2 separate regions of the Homo sapiens genome follow, and region 2 is linked to region 1. The links are chromatin contacts, found by Hi-C or POLR2A ChIA-PET in ENCODE. All regions are on one chromosome and are shown on one strand. The core of a region is the stretch at or near the end of the contact, and the rest is flanking DNA. Distances in the headings are between cores, read along the strand shown.

Region 1 (3,098 bases), core at 1-2,500:
GAGAGGCACAAAGTCAAACTGGCAGCAAGTTTGCAAAGCCAACTATCTTCTGACAAGGCAGAGGACCCTACCTCTCCCACATCAATGTTTTGTTGATGCCCATCATCCTCACATCCTCCTCCCTCAGCATTTCCATCCCTCTCTTGCCCTCTTCCCCAACACACTTACCAGGATCCCCTCTACTTTGTTCTGCACGGCCTTGCTGTGGGGAAGAGGAGAAAGCTGGAGGTCACACACAAGATTTTCCCTGTCTCTTTATCTGACTGCTAGGGAGGGAAAAGGACTGAAATGCCCAGCAGGTGCTCAAGAATTGCTACCATGGCCAAAAATCTCCCTCTGCTCCCATGCCCTTGCTGAGAGGCAGTTCATCTACAGCCAAAGTGAAGTGCTGCAGGGATCTATACTCAGGTCTTGGACAGGACTTGGAGATGTGATGAGTACTTACGAAATGGTACCTCGGAGCCTCTGAAGAAGGGTGGTAGGTTCCCCAGCCTCAGCACCACCTGGGGGGGCCCTTCCCCCAGTCTTGGGGCTCTTAGCATCAGGCTCATCTTCTGCCATCCCGGCATGAGGGCTAGAATTGAGAGGGACAGGCATAAAGATGTAACTCACACTGGCCTTCCCTTCCCCAGAAGGCCCCAGGGCACTCCTCATCTCTTTACCCAGAAAGGCAGAGAAACAGAAACAAAGCCTCCGAATTTCCCCGGTGGTCTTTTTCTCACCACTTGCCTTCTCCGAAAATTAGAAATTATTCCATTACTTCGCCAGGCCCATATATGCCCAAAGAGATCTTTGCCATCTCCATTCTATCTGCCCCACCTTTCTGAAGTCTCCTAAATCTGGAAAACTGTAAAGGAAGAGATAGGGGGATTGGGAATCCATGTTAGCAAGAAATTTTCATTTCTGCCTCTGACCCCATACTGCCCTCCTCCCCCTCAAAAACAACAATAACAGCCACAAAACAAAGTTCTCTAATTCTCAAAAATACTCCTCACCATTGCATATGCCTGGGAGGTCAGAAAGGATACGAACATATTCTGCCCTTCTAGGCTTGGAAAAAAAACTGGGCCCAAGTTCTCATTACTTAATCTCGCCACGACTTCCCCCGCTGCTCCCCCTCCCCACGTCGCCGGCCCCTACGTCATCTCCCACAACAGCCCATCCTGAGGCGCGCCCCCACCTCCTTCCCTTCCCCCTCCATTCAATCCCCGGTTTCTGCAAAGTGGAGCGGGGGTGGGGCGGGGTAGCGGAACTCATGCGCTGGGCGTCAGAAACCCGGCAGGGGAATGGGGTCCCAGATTCCGGGCACGTGCACATGGGTGAAGAAGCTGTTGAAAATACAGCTACAATCTTTTTCTGCTCTCCTCCCAACTCATCTTGCCCCTCCCTACCTCTGAACAGTCGCCTTCCAACACAAGCAACAATAAAGGTAAGGGAGAAAGAGAAACTACCTCGTAGCCACCTTCACTCCAGCCCAGCCCCAAGGTCCTGGCCCAGCCGGCTCGTGCGTTGCTTTATTTTCCTTTTTCTGAATGGTTGTAACAGCCGCGATCTGCCTAGATACACGGGCGGCCTGCTCTGTCATTGGTCACTGCTGCCACCCGGAGACAGAAGGCGCCGGGCTCGTACCGGCGGCCGCTGAAGTCTGCCTGGTAACAGAATCTGATTGGTCAATAGGGGAGGGAAAATCCAAAGTTGGTCTTATTTGAGTCAAGAGGGGGAAGTCCGGGTTGGGTTTCGGTTAAAACTGGGGTCGGTTGGGACTGCAGGTCCCAAGAGGTTCTTCTCTTAAAGGGACCGCAGGATGAAAGAACGGGCGCTCGGCTCCCTTTGGAACTGTCTTTTCTTTTGCCCTCCCCTTTTGTGTTTCAGTTTAGTCTACGGTCCTCAGAGCTGCCGGAAGAGAAGAATCAATGGATGATAAAATAACTAGACAATGATGGGTAGGAGTGATGGAAGTTCACTGTAAGCTCCTATAACCCCCCATCACCATCACCACATGCCTAATACAACCTGCAGACACACTTACTCGCAACAGACCTGCAATCTGGGCTCTCTTTTCCTTCTTGATGGAGGCCTCAAAACCTCAGCAGTTGTACCCATTAAACTAAAATGCTTTTTCCCTCTTAGTATTTCTTGGTTTCCCGTGTGTACTTTACTTCCAAAGAGTTGCAAATGCATTTGCATCCCCATAGTTCTGCAGTCGGTGAACCCTGGAATTTTGATGGACTCCCACGGGGGTGCTGGATGCCACAGGAACTTTTTACACTCAGGGAACATTGTACTGAATAGGTCATGGGTTCTTAACCCTCTTACTTAAGACATTTTAAGGTTATGAATCAGACAAAAGCAATGGACCCTCTACCATGAAAAATGCACACAGAGACCAAGTTTTGCATCTAATTTCAGAGAGGTCATGGACTCCAGGTTGAAAGCCTCTTACATGGATGTATTTTGTTTTGCGCAGCGGTCATGTTACAACCAAAACTGTATTTGCCATCCTGACATCTAATATGTTCTCCAGGCTCATCATTAATGTGCTTTTGTAAAGAAGACAGTAGTGCTGCCTGAGCTCATCACCATTGCCCTTTACAGCCTACCTTTCCCTATTATCAGCTTCTATGAGTGCTGGGGGAACCCAGGAGATTGTGGAGTTGGGGCAATAAGGATATATTGGCAAGAGGTTTTCTTTTTTCTTTCTTTCTTTCTTTTTTTTTTTTCTTTGAGACGGAGTCTCGCTCTGTTGCCCAGGCTGGAGTGCAATGGCACGATCTTGGCTCACTGCAACCTCCGCCTCCTGGGTTCAAGCGATTCTCCTGCCTCACCCTCCCGAGTAACTGGGTTTACAGACGTGCATCACCACGCCCAGATAATTTTTGTGTTTTTAGTAGAGACGGAGTTTCACCATGTTGGTCAGGCTGGTCTCAAACTCCTGACTTCAGGTGATCCACCTGCCTTGGCCTCCCAAAGTGCTGGGATTACAGGTGTGAGCCACTGCACCTGGCCAGGTTTTCTAATAACAGCTAAAATTTATTTGGTGTTTATTAGGCCAGGCGCGGTGGCTCACGCCTGTAATCCCAAAACTTTGGGAGGCTGAG
Region 2 (3,098 bases), core at 385-2,884, 2.5 Mb after region 1:
ACTTATATAACGAGTTAATTTGACTGATCTGCTCCAAAGCAGATCAACTTTGGATGCATATTAGAATCATCTGAGTAACTGTAAAACAAACAAACATACTGATACCATGGTCCAATTCCCAAAGATTTGATTTAATCAGTCTGCCATTGAACTCATGCAGCTATCCTTTAATAAATTCCCCAGTTAGTTCTATTATTTAGCCAGTGTTGAGAATCATCCCCTCACCATACCAACTTGGTATAGTATTTCTTACACCTTAGAAAATTCTTCCCATGACTTCCTGTCGTATTCCAGTCACTGCCCCATGTCCCTGAACCCTTCTACAGCAAAATTCCTCAAGAGTTACCTATACTCATTGTCTCTTTCTTCTGGCTTAAAACCACTTCAGTTCAGGTTTTATTCCCTCAATATAAAGAGATTATTTTTTCCAGGTCACTAATTACCTTCATGTTGCCAAGTCCAATAATTATTTACCAATCCTTATCTTATTTGAACTTTCAGCAGCATTTTATCAACTCAATCTTCCTTCCTTCTTGAACTGCTTTCTTCACTTGGCTTTTGGGACTTCACATCTCTGGGTCTTATTCTACACTCATGATCCTTTATTCTTAGTCTTCACTAGTTTCTACTCATCTTTCCACCTTCTAACTGTAAAAATGAAGTGTTCCCATGGTTTTAAATAGCATTTATATACTAATTCTCAAATTGATATTCCTAGCTGTCATTCTCCTCCGAAACTCTCTTCATGTAGTCAATTGCCTAACATCTCCATTTGGGTGTTGTCTTAGTCCATTATGCATGGTGGCTAACGCCTGTACTTCAAGCACTTTGGGAGGCCGAGGCGGGTGGATCATGAGGTCAGGAGTTCAAGAACAGCCTGGTCAAGATGGTGAAACCCCGTCCCTACTGAAAGTACAAAAAAATTAGCCAGGTGTGGTGGTGGGTGCCTGTAATCCCAGCTACTCAGAAGGCTGAGGCAGAGAACTGCTTGAACCCGGGAGGCAGAGGTTGCAGTGAGCCAATATCGCGCCACTGCACTCTGGCCTGGGCAACAGCGAGACTCATCTCAAAACAAAGCAAAAAACAAACAAACCCCCCCCCTCCCCCAGACTGGGTAATTTATATAGGGGTATGTGGGTGTGTGTGTTCTGTTTTGTTTTGTTTAGAGATGGAGTCTCTCCATGTTGCCAAACTCCTTGAGCTCAAATGATCCTCCCACCTCAGCATCCCAGGTAGCTGGGGCTATGGGTGTATGTCACCGTACCCAGCTTTGGGCACTTTATAATGACCAGAAGTTTATTGGCTATTTATTGGCACACAGTTCCAGAAGTTGGGAAGCCTAACATCAAGGTACTGGCATGTGGTGAAGACCTTCTTGCCATCTAATAACATAGCAGATGGCAAAGAGAGGGTGCCCTTTTATAACAACATTAATCCCACCCATGAGGGTAAAGCCCTAACAACTTAATCACTTCTTAAAGGTCCCACTTCTTAATATTATTACAATGTCAATTAAATTTCAACATGAATTTTGGAGGGACAAACATTCACAAGATAGCAGATATCTAACAGGCATTTTATAATCTTATGTCCAAAATTGTTTCTTCCCCTACTGTTACACATCTTAGCAAATGACACCACTATTCAAACCAAACACTTGGAGTCATTCTTAGTTCCTCTTTCTCATACCCACATGCATTCTATCTGTAAACTCTATCAGCATTACCTTCCAAATATATTTTAAATTTGACCTTGTTTTTTCTTTTTTTGAGACAGTTTCACTCTTTCACCCAGGCTGCAGTACAGTGGCGTGATCTTGGCTCACTGCAACCCCCTCCTTCCGGTTTCAAGCGATTCTCCTGCCTCAGCCTCCTGAGTAGCTGGGATTACAGACATGTGCCACCTCACCCAGCTAATGTTTTGTATTTTTAGCAGAGGTTAGGTCTCACCATGTTGGCCAGGCTGGTCTTGAACTCCTGACCTCAGGTGATCCGCCTGGCTTGGCCTCCCAAAGTGCTGGGATTACAGGCATGAGCTACCATGCCTGGCTGTATTTAATCCTTTTAAATGCACTTATTCTATGGTCTATAGTCAATGAACTGGAGATCTAGTCCTGAGAGGTAGTGTATCTGTGACTCTTATTCATGGTAAATGAGCTGTTTTCTTATTTTTTGTCACTTTTGATTATGAGCCTTGTCACAATCAAGTGGGTTATTCAGTGGGATTTTATCTGTTAGAATCCTGTGTGGCTTAAACTGTGGATCTGTTCCTCCAGAGTAGCTTTACATATGCTTCCGCTGGTTACCCCAAGGGTATTATACAGGGTCCTGAATAATTTTTTTATATTCATTTCCCAGTTTGGGGATCTCAGACCAAGCTGGTGATAATAATTTAAACCCACACAAATAAGCCCATACTTAATTATTTTTCCTTTTTAGGACAGAGTCTCACTCTGTTGCCCAGGCTGCAATGCAGTGGCACAAACTTGGCTCACTGCAGCCTTCACCTCCCGGGTTCAAGTGATCCTCCTGCCTCAGCCTCCTGAGTAGCTGGGATTACAGGCATCCGCCACCATACCCAGCTAATTTTTGTATTTTCAGTAGAGACCAGGTATCACTATGTTGGCGAGGGTGGTCTCGAACTCCTGACCTCAAGTGATCCGCCCACATCAGCCTCCCAAAATGCTGGGATTACAGGTGTGAGCCACTGCGCTCAGCCTAATAAGCCCATACTTAATTTTTAAAAAATTGTTTGTTGGCCAGGTGCGGTGGCTCACACCTGTAATCCCAGCACTTTGGGAGGCCTACGCAGGCGGATTGCTTGAGGTGAAGGAGTTTGAGACCAGCCTGGCCAACATAGTGAAACTTCGTCTCTACTAAATAAACAAAAATTAGCCAGGCGTGGTGGTGTGCGCCTATAATCTCAGCTACTCAGGAGGCTGCGGCAGGAGAATCGCTTGAACCTAGGAGGCGGAGGTTGCAGTGAGCCGGGAACGCGCCACTACACTACAGCCTGGGTGACAGAGCAAGACTCCACCTCAAAAAAAAAAAAGTTTTTTTTTGTTTTATTGTGGTAAAAACACTTAACACAAGATCTAC

What was found. Hi-C counts contacts between places; a loop is a spot of excess contacts on that map. ChIA-PET counts read pairs that join two places held with the same protein, here RNA polymerase II (POLR2A). Pooled maps may share reads with other maps.
Region 2: a loop to region 1 is called in a pooled map, with 3 times the contacts of the local background. The contact joins the enhancer-like site here to the promoter of RFX5-AS1 in region 1. A Hi-C loop is called at or near these places in 1 of 50 pooled maps. POLR2A ChIA-PET finds 5 or more read pairs at or near these places in 2 of 52 experiments (Panc1 and naive thymus-derived CD8-positive, alpha-beta T cell).

The regions. Positions count from the first base shown.
Region 1 is chr1:151,345,760-151,348,857 of GRCh38, forward strand. RFX5-AS1 (RFX5 antisense RNA 1) reads left to right here and starts at 1,251. Exons shown (of 2, transcript NR_131972.1): 1 at 1,251-1,429; 2 at 1,873-2,132. RFX5 (regulatory factor X5) reads right to left here and starts at 1,493. Exons shown (of 11, transcript NM_001025603.2): 1 at 1,452-1,493; 2 at 730-847; 3 at 446-574; 4 at 169-202. The coding sequence starts at 561. RefSeq lists enhancers at 326-415, 755-1,954, 1,009-1,591, 1,558-1,907.
Region 2 is chr1:153,847,882-153,850,979 of GRCh38, forward strand. All of the region lies in intron 1 of GATAD2B (GATA zinc finger domain containing 2B), which reads right to left. Among named protein-coding and RNA genes, the nearest start is that of GATAD2B, 74 kb to the right of the region's middle. Within about 2 kb of position 1,635, at least 3 of the 41 ENCODE cell types and tissues checked have a DNase peak (open chromatin) inside an H3K27ac peak, as active enhancers do.